Linked DNA regions of Homo sapiens: region 2 is linked to region 1. Evidence: chromatin loops called from intact Hi-C (ENCODE). Cell type or tissue: MCF 10A. All regions are shown on one strand. Links, peaks and the distances in the headings refer to the core of each region. The heading gives the core; the rest is flanking DNA.

The links. A loop is a pair of places that touch in the nucleus more often than their neighbours do. Peaks named below come from ENCODE experiments on the same cell type or tissue, not always from the same donor. Only the 100,000 strongest peaks of a DNase experiment are listed, where the experiment ranks them.
Region 2: a loop joins it to region 1, with 13 times the contacts of the local background. A loop is called at or near these places in 10 of 110 quality-filtered maps.

What each region holds. Positions count from the first base shown.
Region 1 is chr12:38,312,671-38,321,024 of GRCh38, forward strand. It overlaps ALG10B (ALG10 alpha-1,2-glucosyltransferase B), which reads left to right and starts at 4,104. Exons shown (of 3, transcript NM_001013620.4): 1 at 4,104-4,394; 2 at 5,591-5,788; 3 at 7,491-8,354. The coding sequence starts at 4,224. RefSeq lists an enhancer at 3,175-4,374. In MCF 10A, for the core only: a CTCF peak has its summit at 3,836 (motif pointing left); a DNase peak (open chromatin) is centred at 4,001.
Region 2 is chr12:38,053,176-38,061,529 of GRCh38, forward strand. No RefSeq gene overlaps it. Among named protein-coding and RNA genes, the nearest start is that of ALG10B, 260 kb to the right of the region's middle. In MCF 10A, for the core only: a CTCF peak has its summit at 665 (motif pointing right); DNase peaks (open chromatin) are centred at 636 and 3,856.

The sequences.
Region 1 (8,354 bases), core at 289-8,288:
AGGCAAGACTTAATTATTTGCACTTCTAACAGGTTCCCAGGTGATACTAATGCTGTGGTACAGGGACCACACTTTAAGAACCACTGTTATAAAAAAAAAACATTTAGGAAGTTTTGCTTTGGGTTGTATGGTATATCTTTCTAAATGACCAAGTGTATTAGGCCTTTTTCACACTGCTATAAAGAACTGCAGAAGACTGGGTAATTTATAAGGGAAAGAGGTTTAACTGACTCACAGTTCAGCATGGTTGCAGAGGCCTAGGAAACTTACAATCATGGTGGAAGGCGAAGGGGAAGCAAGTCACCTTCTTTACAAGATGGTAGGAAAGAGAATGAATGCAGGAGGAACTATCAAACACTTATAATACCATCAGATGAGAACTCACTCAGTATCATGAGAACATCATAGGGGAAACTGCCCCAAGGATTCAATTATCTCCGTCTGGTCTCTCCGTTGACACGTGGGGATCGTGGAGATTATGGGGATCATAATTCAAGGTGAGATTTTGGGTGGGGACACAGCCAAACCATATCACCAACCATTCTCTTTGTCTGATACTACAGAATTTACCTGGCCTGAGACTTTCAAGGGTAAAACTGGAAAGTCTGCCACAAACCAGAAAGATTTGTTCTATGAAAGTTATCAGAATCAAAATGGGGCCACTTGCATAAAAACCCTGAAAAATGGAGCTAAGGAAGACCAGAAAGGGAGGGTTTATATGCGTGTATGCCTGACAACAGGAACTACGACAAAAGACTGCACAAACCACAACTTTGCACAAAGGCCACCACAATCTCACAAAAAATTACTTCTGTGAGGACATTTGCCCAGCAACTGCCTGTCCAACCTCAAACTGGTGCCACCCTTTCTACCAGTCCTTGTAACCAAGGATAATTGTCTCAAAGCAATTTATGTAACCCTCTTCATTTTTCTTTTAAAATCCCTTGTCTTCTTTTACCTCCCTATGTTCATTGTATTCTCACCAAATAAATATTACTGTTTTTTAGAAGGGTCTCTCCGTGTGTGTGTTACTTAGGTTTAACCAGTCCCCTATACAATGTCTTCAAGACATTTTCAGTAGAGCTAAAATACTTGCTAATGCTTTTGTACTAAAATGTTGTGTGTTTTTTTAATTGATTCATTAATTTTAAAATTTAGATTTTAAATTGATATGTTAAGATTGACCTCAAGGGTAGAGTTGCATTTTAGAGGTTATCATCTGTGATTTTTGGCCCAGGGTGCAGTACTCTGCTGTAGCTAGAACGAATTGTCACCTAGAAAGGAGTAAACCGTCACTCTGATTAGCAAGTGGCCAATGTTTTCATTCAGCAACAAGTGAAAAGGGGTGCAATAAGAGGCAGGGTGTTTCTTGGACTAATACTTCAAAGTTATTACAGTTACAGCCTTTGGGGAAATTCACTGTTCAGATATGGCTGTTTCAAACAGTTAAGTATATGCTATGTTGTCTGAGTTCATCAAATTAGGAATGTCTTAATTGATCAAAGTCAGCTAGGTTATACCAGAGAAATAAAGTCAAAATCTTAATGGCTTATAAACCAAAAAAGATGTATTTCTTGCTAAAACAACCTATCCTTAGAACCCCAACAGAAATTGCCCATTTTTCTGCCGTAACTTATTTATCATAATTCAAGTAGCACAAATAAATAGTTGATGTGCAATTATAATGGGATTGCTCATCCTAATGACTCTTTTTCACAAACATCTATGGAAAATGGCAGTTGGAATTCTGAATGGAAAATATAAGTTGAAATCAATGCTGATCTAGTTTTAAATGATAGGTCTAATAAAATGTAGTCTATTTCATTAAAACCCCAGAGGTAGCTATTTTACTAGGTCTTGATTTAGGAGCAGAGCTTTGGAAAGCATTTCAAGATTATCAAAGATGCTGTAATCTAAGAGTAGAAAAGTGACAACAGCTTCATCGATTTGCAGATAGTAAAAGTAACTCACTAACAAATGAGTGAAGTACTCTATGAAGAACTCTACTGGGCCCATGGAGCTTCTTAGCATTCTTAGGTAATATGTTTTACATCAATCGTTTCCAAATATGAAGATCAGTATTCAGTGATTTGAGATGGCTCTCTAGAATCTAGTTTTTCACAATGATCCCCCAGCAGATTTTGATGTAATTAGTCTGTAAGACGAACATTTTTTTAAAAGATGAAACTTGTATTTCAAATTGGTGTATGGAAACAGAGAATAGTGGAATGTAAATGTAAAGTTATTGGGACTAGTGAAACATTCAATTCAGTATATATTGTAGATTATTTTAACCTATAAGGCTGTGAAGTTATTTTATTACTCTTGGTCTGATGTTCTAATTCCTACACTTGGTTCTGACACTAATTTTTTATGTAATTTTAGGTAAATTATTCATTTTTTAAAAATCAGCTTCTTTTATAAAATGAAGTCAAGTAGATTATTAATAAAGATCCCTAGCCATCCTAAAACCCTATATTTCCTTGAAACTTTCCATTTTATGTAAAGCGATGTGTGCAGCATGTATAGGAGTCAAATGTTTAACATAAACTATTGGTGGCAATTGTTATGAAGAAAAATGGAGAGCATAAATGTCTAGTCTTGTTCTACTCCCTTTAAAAACGGCCCACTATTTCTAGGGTGGGTCAGTAAGCTGCAGAGTATATATAACACGATTTAGCAGGTCAATAGGTCAGGGGCTAATTACTCGTAGATCACATCAACCTCTTGAAGACTGAATCATCTGGAGATGTGTTACAAGTGACTTAAACAGATAAGTACAGCATGGAATCAATAATAAAATGGGAGATGATGGTTAAAGCAAAGCTAAGCATCACATCAGAGTAGAATCCTGACATGATTTTATTCCAGTAATGTAAATATTCCCGTCCCAGCCCTCATTCACCACTACCTCCTCTTATCATTGAGGAAACAGGCAGAGACAGACTGGAAAGGCAGTCAGCTTGATTTAAGAAACTTTCTTAAGTTCAGAAATACTGAATTATTTTTAACCCAGAAAAAGAGCTCAATTGAGAACTCTGAGGTTTGCAACCTTAAATCCCGACTCAATCTGATATATGCCTGCCAAAGGCAACCTGACTGAGGTTACCTGAGAGAAAGTTTTTCTACAAAACATGGCCAACCATGCTCAAGACAAAATTCCAACACATAATTTATCTTCGGCATTCTTCAAATTATTTACCACATCTCCTGCCCCCAACACCTAATCCCAGAATACAGGAATTTGATGATGTCTACACAGCCTATAAAAGTCCACAAATTTAAGTGCCTACTGTGTGAAAGCCATTTGGGGGACTACAAACATAAAGGATGTATAATGCCACCCACTAAGATGTTCACGCTTATGATTTAGTAGGAAAAACAGAAGGCTGCCTTATAAATATTAACAACCTAATTTACAGGCACACCTAAAACATCCCAAATTCTAAAATATATATTTTCTTCCAAATCCTACAGGGTAATATGGCTATGAGAGTGCACTAGGAGTGTCAATTTTACTAAATCCTCTGAGAGCATCCACATTTTGAAAGAGTTCTCTCTTAACCTAAACAAACAAACAAACGAACAAACACTCCTCTCACTGAAGTTCATTCGGCATTGACGGGTCTCTGGTTCTTCAAGTTTTCATCTGAAAGTCTCAGTCTTTGCTATCACAACCAACGCCCCCTTCCTACACTCCAAGGTTGATGGAATGAAATGTCTTGGAATTGAGGGTTTAATTAATTCGGATCACTGGAGAGAAAGAAAAGAAATAACGGGGGAAAAAAATGTGTTAATTTTAGGGCTTGGAATTGGAAACGTGGGGAAACGTCGCCACCTTCTGGTAAGTGATGGAAATGAGCAGGAAAAAAGATCCAAGCTAAGAAGCGGCTTTTTTTTTTTTCCAAAGCAGCAAGCCACGCCCCTCCCGCGCTCGCGAAATCCGAGACCCGCCCTTTCCGGAAGTTTTGACACTGTGCGCCCCGAGTAATGTGATGGAGAGGGTAATCATCCGGTCCGTTATCTAAACCCGTCACTCCAGGAAACAGCGACCCGCTGTTTTCCGGATCCGCGCTCTCCCAGCATCCTTTGCCTTCCGGTATGTGGCCCCGTCTGGCTAGTCCTGTCTAGCGCGCCCATTTCGAGCCCAAGTTTCCAGCTCGGGTTTCCGGGCTCAGAATTTTCCAGGAGTGGGTTCTTGGGCAGTGGCTGTGGGAGCAGGAATGGCGCAGCTAGAGGGTTACTGTTTCTCGGCCGCCTTGAGCTGTACCTTTTTAGTGTCCTGCCTCCTCTTCTCCGCCTTCAGCCGGGCGCTGCGAGAGCCCTACATGGACGAGATCTTCCACCTGCCTCAGGCGCAGCGCTACTGTGAGGGCCATTTCTCCCTTTCCCAGGTGGGGTGCCCAACCTGTCCCCACCCCAGGAGAGGCCTGAAAGGTCCCAGCGTCCCCAGCTCCTTCTCCCATCTTTAGACTTAACTCGTCCCTTTCCACCCCACCCCAGCCTCAGAACATGAAAGAAACTGGGTATAGTCTTTTGTTCCTGTCTCTGAGATCTGTGAAATATTTATTAAATGAATGAATAAACAGCAGATCTGATCCCCAGGGAGGAGTGATCTGGGAGAATACTTAGTGGGGAACTGAGCGCTCCTCTTGGCAGCTGACAATATCGATCCCACTTTGTTTTTCCTTGTCTCAGGATTAAAGGCATTCGGGTGCTCCTTGGAAATATCAGAAAACTTCCCTTTAGCTCACCTGTTAAGCACCTCACTGTGCATTTTAGGGGTGGGATAGGGTGGACTGGAGGGATCTTCGGCTACCAAAAAGTGACAATTTATAATCACAAATTCCTTCCCTGGGTATTTTTAGTGAACTATCTGTTGACTGGATAAACTGGCAACCAGTCAAGTCACATCATTTTTGAATATATATTTGACTGTGCAAGTATGTACATATAAATATCAAAATAAACATCCCCTGCTTTTCTGGTGACACAATATAGGGTACTGGCTAGAAATATAAAGTCTGTTTTAGAGAAAGATCTGATCTTAAATCTTGGTGCTGTGATTTACTAGTTTTGTGATCTTGGAGATGTTCTGAGTTTCAGAAATTCAGGTTACTCATCTGCAAAATGACAATAATCTTTACTATAGGGCATATTGTAATGTTACAATACAGAGGGTTTGGCACAATTTCTGTCTCAGTTTATGTCAGCTGTCATCATGGAGCCTGTGGTCCAAATGTTTTCCTAAACTTAGAGTCCCAAACAATGTTTCCATGCTTTTAAAAACTGGAGCATTTGCAGTTTATTTATCAAAATAAAGGCTTTTAAAGAACATTTCTTGGAAAATAGAAATAGATTTTAAGTTGTTGTTTATTGGTTGCTGCTACCTGAACCATCACTAAGCTGGTCCGGGGGCAAAAAATAAGAAAAACTAATCCTGTTCTGCCAAGGACTTACTTAATCTTGTCATAGACTAACTTCTCAAAATTTCTGATTGTTGCTGGAGATGAGACTTGGGCTTGACATATTTGTGTCTGTCTTGTTCGTATTACCTCTTGCTTTTACTTCATTTTCTTTCATTTTAAAGTGGGATCCCATGATTACTACATTACCTGGCTTGTACCTGGTGTCAGTTGGAGTGGTCAAACCTGCCATTTGGATCTTTGCATGGTCTGAACATGTTGTCTGCTCCATTGGGATGCTCAGATTTGTTAATCTTCTCTTCAGTGTTGGCAACTTCTATTTACTATATTTGCTTTTCCACAAGGTACAACCCAGAAACAAGGTATGTTTCAAAATACTTAATTACAAGTTTATGTGTAGTCAGGTCCACAATTACAATGAATTAGTTTTATGAGATTTGGTGAAAAATGTCTTTAACACTTTGTAACTTTGTATTTTTTGTATATTATGTAAAGGTAAATTTAAATTCTCCATCTCCATTTTAGAATAAATTTGTATTTAAATACTTGAATAACTTATTTGTAAACTCTAAAGTAAATATTTGTTAAGTGAGTCAAACCAGTTCAATAAATACTTACTGAGCTTATTCCATGTGCTGGGGACTGGGACTACAGAGATAAATGAGGCAGTCTTTTTCTTGTAAAACGTATATATTCAGTAGGGAAAACAGACTTTACCTGAGGACTTTTGATGTGGTAATAGTGCAGGCCCCGGAGGTCGATTGCCTGGGTTAGAATTCTCTCCCTGCCACTTAACCAGTTTTGTTACTGTGGGCAGGTTAACCCTTAGTGGCTCCATGTCTTCATCTGTTAAATAAGAATAACAATAGAATCTGCCTTATAGAACTGTTATAAAGGAACAAGGAAACTTAATAAATGGAAGATGCTTCAAATAGTGCCAGATATATAGTAAGGGCTCAGTAAATATTAACTCTAATAATTATTTTTAACCTTAAGAGATTATTTCAGTAGTGTCAATTATGATAGAGTAGTAGACATAAGATGCTATGAGGACACAGAGAAGGAGCAGGGAAACACTTACTGCTTTTCTGGGAGGGAGAGGAGTATGTGGCATTCAGTAAGTCCTCACAGAGAAGATGGTACCAGAGCTGAGTCCTGATGAACGGATAGGGCTGTGTAGGGTGAGGAATTAATCCTGGGGAGACAAACAGCATAAGCAAAGGAAGAAAGGCATTGAACAATGAGGTGCAGGGAATTGGTCTTGGAATTACAGGATTAGAAAGTAGAGGGATGTAAGGCTAGAGAAGTAGGTCATGAATGCCCTCATATGTCACAGAGAGGACTTTGAACTTTAGCATGTAATGGAGAGACCTTAATTTTAATCAAGGAAATGACATGGTCTGATTTAGTGATTTAGATTAAGTGGAGTATACAATTCAAGAACATAAGAACACTTTCAAATTCTGAAATAGCATGTCAGAAAGGCCAAAATAAGATATATAAGTTTAGACTGGCTCACTTTTCAGAAAAATACCGTTATTTCATCATGAAAATATCATCTTGAAAAAGTAAGTCTGGATATGGTAAAATAAATACCATATGCATGTTTACATTCTCCCTTGTGTAGTGTTATGAAGGATTTCCTTAAAGGAAAGTGGTGATTATGGCTAAGTGAATCCTTATTGAAGGCACTAAAACATAAGCTCAGGGAAATGGAGCCAGCATTGTGTCCTATTTATCTCCATAGTCCCCACAGAACTTAGTCGGTATCTTGCACTCAGTAACTCCTTAACTAATCATAGCCTGATTCAAATTGTGTTAAGCTATAGAAGCTTTGGCATACACACGGTCTCCAAACTGATAGGTATAAATAAAAAGTACCAGGAAGTGTTCTTATAAATGTTTATTGTGTTTTTGCAAAGCCAGAGATAAGATTAATATTGATTAATTTTATTTAAATAAGGTTTGAGTAGTTGAGTAGTTTTAAATAAATCTCTTCATTAGGTAAGCAGAAATAGCATTTATCATTAAAATAATTGTATCTGTGTTTTTTCTTCCTCCAAGGCTGCCTCAAGTATCCAGAGAGTCTTGTCAACATTAACACTAGCAGTATTTCCAACACTTTATTTTTTTAACTTCCTTTATTATACAGAAGCAGGATCTATGTTTTTTACTCTTTTTGCATATTTGATGTGTCTTTATGGAAATCATAAAACTTCAGCCTTCCTTGGATTTTGTGGCTTCATGTTTCGGCAAACAAATATCATCTGGGCTGTCTTCTGTGCAGGGAATGTCATTGCACAAAAGTTAACTGAGGCTTGGAAAACTGAGCTACAAAAGAAGGAAGACAGACTTCCACCTATTAAAGGACCATTTGCAGAATTCAGAAAAATTCTTCAGTTTCTTTTGGCTTATTCCATGTCCTTTAAAAACTTGAGTATGCTTTTCTGTTTGACTTGGCCCTACATCCTTCTGGGATTTCTGTTTTGTGCTTTTGTAGTAGTTAATGGTGGAATTGTTATTGGCGATCGGAGTAGTCATGAAGCCTGTCTTCATTTTCCTCAACTATTCTACTTTTTTTCATTTACTCTCTTTTTTTCTTTTCCTCATCTCCTGTCTCCTAGCAAAATTAAGACTTTTCTTTCCTTAGTTTGGAAACATGGAATTCTGTTTTTGGTGGTTACCTTAGTCTCTGTGTTTTTAGTTTGGAAATTCACTTATGCTCATAAATACTTGCTAGCAGACAATAGACATTATACTTTCTATGTGTGGAAAAGAGTTTTTCAAAGATATGCAATTCTGAAATATTTGTTAGTTCCAGCCTATATATTTGCTGGTTGGAGTATAGCTGACTCATTGAAATCAAAGCCAATTTTTTGGAATTTAATGTTTTTCATATGCTTGTTCATTGTTATAGTTCCTCAGAAA
Region 2 (8,354 bases), core at 198-8,197, 260 kb before region 1:
ACAAGTTGTTTGAGACCCAGCCAGGATGAAGCTTTCCTAGGTAGGGAGGCCTGAGGAGGGAAGGGGGAAAAACCCACAACTGCAGTCCGGCCCGCCGGCCGGCTTGCCCACGCGGGTCAAGGGCTATGCCATCTGCCCAAGCTGCCTCTGGGGAAGTGGAACCGTGCCGCCCCCATCTTCAAAAACGGTGGCCAATGAGTGATGCCTGGCGACCACCAATGCAAATGTCAGCCTGGCCAGAATGTGATCGCCGGTGAGGGGTAGGGGAAGGGGAGAGAAGACGGAGACATGCAAGAGTGGTTCTGGAACGTTTCCAAGCAGGATGCTGGGAGGCGGGGGGGTTGGGGGAAACCCACCTAACTAACACTAAATTAAGGTAAAGGGGCATGGGGGGCCGGGGGGAGACTTAAAGTGACTCCACATAAAGCCAAAGTGGAAGAGCCTATGCGCATTAAAGAAACCAACACACGAAGAAAAATAAAGTGCTGGTAAAAGAACAATAGGGGCCCCGCCAAGGCTGAGGTTCCCTAAGCAACGAGGGAGAGAGGGAGGGGCCTCCAGGAGGGAGGGAGAGAAACCAGTTGCCCCAGGCTTTGTAAAGTCGGCCAGACCTCCCTTCGTGCCACTTCGACTTTCAATAACAGTGGCCGCTAGGTGACGCCCGAAGACAACCGATGCTTGCAAGTGTGTGCACGGAAAAGAAGCGAACAAAGGATCTCTCTGAGTCCCGGTGGAGGTTGGGGAGGGGGGCGGCAGAGGCACACCCACTCCCTGACCTCTTGCCCATCCCTCTCAGTCCAGGTCGTTTCTGGGCCCAGGGAGTCCTCCCAGCCGATGCCCACGACTAGTCGACCAGAGCCTTCAGGGTACACAGCCTACCTTTCTGCTCATGGGATCGTCTGGAACTTCCTTCCCCCCAGAGAGAAAAGAGGACCACCAGAGCATGGGAGTGCGGACAGAGACTAGGTCCCGAGGTGGGACCTATCTAAGGCAGAAGACCAGTCCATAGCGTTTCAGAGTATACTCCAGACCCACGACCTCAGAGTGGCAATACCTGTCACAAAGGGAGGAATTCCATGAAATCCACGCTCCCGGACACAGCGTGGATTTCACAGAGAGGACAGCTGGCACCACACTCCCTCCTGTTCTGGGGCCAGTTTTCGCTGACGTAGTACCCGTTTCTCAGTCGTGTTCCCCAAAGTCCACCCTGTGGTGAATCAGTCAGGAATCTAGTTCGGTGAATCCCGAAACATCCACATCCGACCTCTAAGATCGGAGTCCGCACACTACACATCGCTCCACGCAGTGTCTCGCCACAATAACATCACTGCCGTCCTAGCCTGGTAGCGACACAGTGGCATTTATTAGAAATCACTCTACGGAGTTTCGCTCTTGTTGCCCAGGCTGGAGTGTAGTGGCACTATCTCGGCTCACTGAAACCTCTGTCCCTCAGGTTCAAGCGAATTTTCTGCCTCAGTCTCCCAAGTACCTGCAATTACAAGCATGTGCCACCACGAACGGTTAATTTTGTATTTTTAGTAGAGACAGGGTTACTCCATGTGAGTCTGACTGGTCTTAAACTCCTGATCTCAGGTGATCCACCCACCTCGGCCTCCCAAAGTACTGGGATTACAGGCATCAGCCACTGCACCCCACCATGTGTATAGAATTTTATGCCACAATAATGAGCTTTCTTCCTTGGCACCTTCACAATTGGTTTCACTAGGTAAAATTTTCTTTAACGGTTTATTTTTAAGTGGAGGAGTTTGTCAGGGAAATACGAGAAGTATAGACGCCACAAGTGACGGGGGAAAAGTCTGAAAATGCCCCTTTCATCCAAATTGAGACCTGGCCTCGACCTCCCCAAATCATACACCGAGTGGGGAAGCCCAGCAAGGCCCGTCTGTCTAGATTCCTCTCGTCCTCTTTAAGTACGGTGCTCCTTCCTTTCATGGAAGGGGCAGGGCCCTCCCCGGAACGGGGGTCTCAGGACCTACGGTCAAACCAGACACACCCTATGGAACCCAAGCATATACACAGACAATTTCCCTGTCATCTCAGGGCCTTCGTTCTGCAGACTCCCGTGAAGACAGGTCCCAGAAACATGTCTGCCTATTCTTTTATTCATCTGCCTCTGACGAGTTGAGGTTTCAGGTGAAACTTCAGAGGGCCAAAGGCAAAGTGCTCCCTCTGCCCCCACGTGACCTTTTTGTGAGCAGGGAAAATGACGGTCTCCCCAGGCCAAGGTCACCAGATACCCCGATCCGTTTTTCCCCTCCCAGTGGGATTCTGTACATCCGTCTTGGGGCGACACACAGTCTGCTAGCCACCGACAACAGGCGTGGCGATCACACTGTCTAAAAGCGAAGAAGATAGAAAACAAAACTAACTTACTTAACTGAGTAACTAACGGGGAGAGGGGACTCAGGAAGTCGACCTATAGCAAAAATTACACATCATTCAGAGCATAAGGGCCGCAGTGAAAGGCGGCAGAACACGCGCTTTTAAAGGCTAAAATCTGGGCGGCTCACGCCTGTCATGCCAGCAATTTGGGAGGCCCAGGAGAGTGGATCACTTCAAGTCAGGAGTTCGAGACCACCCTGGCCAACATGGCAAAACCCCGTCTCTACGAAAAATACAACAATTAGCCGGGAGTGGCTGTGTGCGTCTGTAATCCCAGCTACTGAAGGCTGAAGCAGGAGAATCGCTGGAATCCGGAAGGCAGAGGTTGCAGTGAGCCGAGACAGCGCCACTGCACCCCAGCCTGGGCAGCAGAGCAAGACACTCAGTCTCCCAAAAAAAAAAAAAAAAAAAGACTGAAATACTCCCCCGCCTTCCTTCCCTTTTCCCCTTCAGAAACTACAGTGGTTTGCAGTTTCTGATCCCTTAAGAGGCAGAAAATATTCCATGGGGCTAACTGTGGCTTTCTTCCATTGCCGCTGAAAGTCCCCCACAAGGCCGGATAAACCCTGACTCAGGTCGAGGAGGTGGTGTTTGGTTTTATTTCTCTCTCTCTCTCTCTCAACTTTTATTTCTTGTTCAAGCATACATGTGCAAGATTGTTATATAGGTAACTTCTGACTGGGGGTTCAGTGTGCGGATTATTTCATCAACCGGGTACTCAGCGCAATACCTGACAGTTTTTATCTGAAACTGTCTCTCCTCCCACTCCTCCTCCCTCAAGTAGAGCCCCGTGTCTGTCGTCCCCCTTTCTCCCCAAGTGTTCTCATTATTTAGTTCCCACTTATAGATGAGAACACGAGGTATTAATTATTTTTGGTTTCATCTTCGGTGATGGTGATAAAAGAGGCATGACCCTAAATCGAGCCTTAGGACACTCCCCTCCGTCCTCACCCCACACCCCCTCCCCACACACACCCTCACCCCTGTACCCCCTACTCAAGCTCAACAAAGGAAGAAAGAAAGTAAAGTAAAAGGTCAGCTTCCAAAGCGGTGGAGGCGGGGAATCTCAAAGGGTGAGCAAGCGGTGGGGGGCGGGGTATGTCCTGGCCAAACTAGCAAAGGTGGGGGACTGACTTTCTAGCCCCACCCCACCCCCCAGTCGCCAACCGCAGCCAGGCTTCTGGTGGGGTGGTGCCTGCAAAAGCTTCTGAATGGAGAGAGGCCTGAGGCTATGGAAGTCACCAGCTCTGACTCCAGGAAGGGAACAAAGCTTTGTGCATTTTAGTGGGGCTTTGGAACGCGGTGCTGTGCCTTCCAAAGTGATGCGCCTCGCCTGGCACAGAGCAAGACTCGTTCTAAAAAAAAAAAAAAAAAAGGAAAAAAAAATAGTAGACTAGTTGTGGTTGTGAATCATTCCCCTGAGGCCAGGCGAAGTGGCTCACGCTCATCATTCCAGCACCTTGAGACGCTGAATCAGGAGGATTGCAACGAAGTGATGAGACTCTAAAAAATTTAAAAGTGATCTGGGCACAGAGGCGCGTGCCTGTGGTCCAGGTACTACTATGGAGGCTGAGGAGGAAAGATCGCTTGAGCTAAGATGTGTCCAGGCTGCAATGAGTGAGCTATGATGACACCACTGCACTCCAGCCAGGGTGACAGAGTGAGACGCTGTCTCTAAATCAATTAATCAAATCACTGAAAGGAGCTCTCTATTTCTTACTTTCAATGGATGTCTCTTTAGGCCAGATGGGCATGGTGGCTCACCCCAGTAATCCCAGCACTTTGGGAATCCAAGGCGGGAGGATTGAAAAAAGAAAGAAAGAAAAAGAAAAAGGTGGGGGGAGGCGTATCTCCTTGACTGGTGACTAAAAGTACACAAACCCAAAAGGAAGGAACGTGTGTAGGATTTGGTAAACGGATCCTGTTTTCTTAAATTACTGTACAGTGTTGTCATCTTAAAGATGAGTGAGGCCGGGGGCGGTGGCTCACGCCTGTAATCCGAGAAGTTTGGGAGGCTGAAGCTGGTGGATCATGAGGCCAGGAGTTCAAGACCAGCCTGACCAAGATGGTGAAACCACGTCTCTACTAAAAATACAAAAATTAGCCAGGCGCGGTGGCAGGAGCCTGTAATCCCTGCTACTGGAGAGGCTGAGGCAGGAGAATCACTTGAACCCAGGAGGCAGAGATTGCAGTGTGCCAAGATTACGGGACACTGCACTCTAGCCTGGGGGACAGAGCAAGACTCCGTCTCCAAAAAAATGAATTAAAAACAAACAAACAAAAAAAAAAGACTAGTGGGCCAGCCTAGCCAACATGGCTAAACCCTGCTTGTCTCTACTAAAAATGCAAATATCAGCCAGGCCTGGTGGCACACGCTGGGGAAGACCACTCAGGGAAGCCGAGGCATGAGAATCACTTGAGCCTGGGAGGCGGAGGTAGCAGCCATCCTAATTCGAGCCACCGCACTCCAGCCTGGGTGAAAGAGTGAGAACCTGTCTCAAAAAAAGAAAGATGAGGCCGGGCACAGTGGCTCACACCTGTAATCCCAGCACTTTCGTAGGCCAAGGCAGGTGGATCACAAGCTCAGGAGTTCAAGACTAGCCTGACTAATATGGTGAAACCCCGTCTCTACCAAACATACAAAAATTAGCTAGGCTTGGTGGTGTACTCCTGTAGTCCCAGCCGCTTGGGTGGCTGAGGCAGGGGAATCGCTTTAACCCGGGAGGTGGAGGTTGCAGTGAACCGAGCTTGCACCACTGCACTCCAGCCTGGGTGACAGAGGGAGACTCCGTCTCAAAAAAAAAAAAAAAAAAAAAAAAGAAAGAAAGAAAGAAAGAAGAAAGAAAGAAAGAAAGATGGAAAGATGGAAAATATGGAAAATATAGATCTTAGAGTTGACAAATGGATAGATTCAGTATGAGATGCACATGGGATGGTTACCAAGCTTGAATTACAGTTTTCTTTTTTTTTTTTTTTTTAGCTCTGTCACCAGGCTGGACTGCTGTAGCATGATCTCAGCTCACTGCAGTCTTCGAATCCCTGGTCCAAGCCATTCTGCTACCTCAGCCCCCTGAGTAGCTGAAATTACAGGCATGCACCACCACGCCTGGCTAATTTTTGTATTTTTAGTAGAGACAGAGTTTCACCATGTTGGCCAGGATGGTCTTGATCTCCTGACCTAGTGATCCACCTGCCTTTGGTTCTTTCTTTCTTTCTTTCTTTCTTTCTCTTTCTTTCTTTCTTTCTTTCTTTCTTTCTTTCTTTCTTTCTTTCTTTCTTTCTTTCTTTTTCTTTCTTTTTCTTTCTTTTCTTTCTTTCTCACAGGATTTCCCAGGTTAAGGTGGGTCACTGCTGACTGCAGCCTCAATCTTTCAGGCCTCAAGTGATCTTCTCCTTATCTCAGCCTCCCAAGTAGCTGGGACTAGCGGCATGCACCACTATGCCAAGATAATCTTTTTATTATTATTATTATTATTATTATTATTATTATTATTATTATTATTATTATTTTGAGACAGGGTCTCATTCTGTCACCTAGGCTGCAGCACCATGGCGCAATCTCGGCTCACTGCAACCTCCACTTCACTGGTTCAAGTGACTCACTGCACCCAGCCTCCTGAGTTTTTGCCATGTTGGCCATGGCTGGTCTCGAACTCCTGGCCTTAAGTTGATCCACCCGCCTTGGCCTCCTAATGTGCTGGGATTACAGGCATGAGCCACTGCACCTAACTTAATTTTATTCACTCTATCTCATACATACTCAAAGAGTTTTTTTGGAAGTCGATGCTAGCATAATCCCCATTGTGCATATTTCAGGGCTGGGGAGACCTGAAACACACAATGACTTTTATATGATCACAGAAATGAGAAGAAAAAGAATATTCTAACCCAGCTCTGTTCCCTCAAGCCTGGGGCCCTGGCTACATTTAGATGTTTTCAGGAGGTAAGGGGCTTGTGTTTGTATAATTGTTTACAGGTGAAGAGTTGACATGGGAGAGGAGGGTGAGTAATCAGCAGCTGTGCCGGGCCTTTGCATACATTTATGGAAGAAAAGGACTCAGGGGATGATGGAACCTTGAAGAATTAACACAATTCTCTTGTGACAGAACCTGACAAAATTTAGAACTTTGAAAACCAGACACCCACATTCGAGAGACAGCCCTGTACCTGGCTCATTTCGTGGGAGATGCTTAAGAGAACACTATGTTCTTATTGTATGGTGACATTCCTAAGGTTTTGCCTTAGAAAGGTCCAAGTGAGAGCCTTTTCTAATAATATAGACATTGGCTCAGCTGGCATCATTGACGCCTCTGTCCATTTAGCAAGAGGCACCCACAGGTAACACAGTGTAGCCCAGGGCAGGTCTGACCATGCCAGGTCTCTCTTGTCACCTAATCTGGGAATTCTCACCTGGCCCACCATAATCATTTGTTGCATGGGGAGCAGGAAAGGAGGAGGATCTTCCTGACATGGGCAGGTTGCCAGGCGCTGGAACCGTGGTGGGTCTGTCATGTTCACACCCAGATAATGGCTAGTTGAATAAAAAGTTGAGTGTTGGGGACCAAGTGTATCTACTCAGATGTAAATCCCAAGGCCTTAGGCTGTCCTCTGTTTTCCTCATGGGCTGGGGGTCTATGCAGATGCTCCTCTGTGTCTGATCTGGGGAGCAGAATTTCTAATGGAGATGTCACCTTGTGGTAAAAACAAGAGAGACGATTAACTATTTTTTGGGGTGGGGGCTTGGCTTAGGTGCTGGGCATTCTCTTCACAGAGCTGCATTAAAATCAGTGAGCATTTTTTCATGTGTTTTTTGGCTGCATAAATGTCTTCTTTTGAGAAGTGTCTGTTCATGTCCTTTGCCCACTTTTTGATGGGGTTGTTTGTTTTTTTCTTGTAAATTTGTTGGAGTTCATTGTAGATTCTGGATATTAGCCCTTTGTTAGATGAGTAGGTTGTGAAAATTTTCTCCCATTTTGTAGGTTGCCTGTTCACTCTGAGGGTAGTTTCTTTTGCTGTGCAGAAGCTCTTTAGTTTAATTAGATCCCATTTGTCAATTTTGTCTTCTGTTGCCATTGCTTTTGGTGTTTTAGACATGAAGTCCTTGCCCATGCCTATGTCCTGAATGGTATTGCCTAGGTTTTCTTCTAGGGTTTTTATGGTTTTAGGTCTAACATTTAAGTCTTTAATCCATCTTGAATTGATTTTTGTATAAGGTGTAAGGAAGGGATCCAATTTCAGCTTTCTACATATGGCTAGCCAGTTTTCCCAGCACCATTTATTAAATAGGGAATCCTTTCCCCATTGCTTGTTTTTCTCAGGTTTGTCAAAGATCAGATAGTTGTAGATATGCGGCGTTATTTCTGAGGGCTCTGTTCTGTTCCATTGATCTATATCTCTGTTTTGGTACCAGTACCATGCTCTTTTGGTTACTGCAGCCTTGTAGTATAGTTTGAAGTCAGGTAGCGTGATGCCTCCAGCTTTGTTCTTTTGGCTTAGGATTGACTTGGTGATGCGGGCTCTTTTTTGGTTCCATATGAACTTTAAAGTAGTTTTTTCCAATTCTGTGAAGAAAGTCACTGGTAGCTTGATGGGGATGGCATTGAATCTGTAAATTACCTTGGGTAGAATGGCCATTTTCACGATATTGATTCTTCCTACCCATGAGCGTGGAATGTTCTTCCATTTGTTTGTATCCTCTTTTATTTCCTTGAGCAGTGGTTTGCAGTTCTCCTTGAAGAGGTCCTTCACATCCCTTGTAAGTTGGATTCCTAGGTATTTTATTCTCTTTGAAGCAATTGTGAATGGGAGTTCACTCATGATTTGGCTCTCTGTTTGTCTGTTGTTGGTGTATAAGAATACTGGCCATCAGAGAAATGCAAATCAAAACCACAGTGAGATACCATCTCACACCAGTTAGAATGGCAATCATTAAAAAGTCAGGAAACAACAGG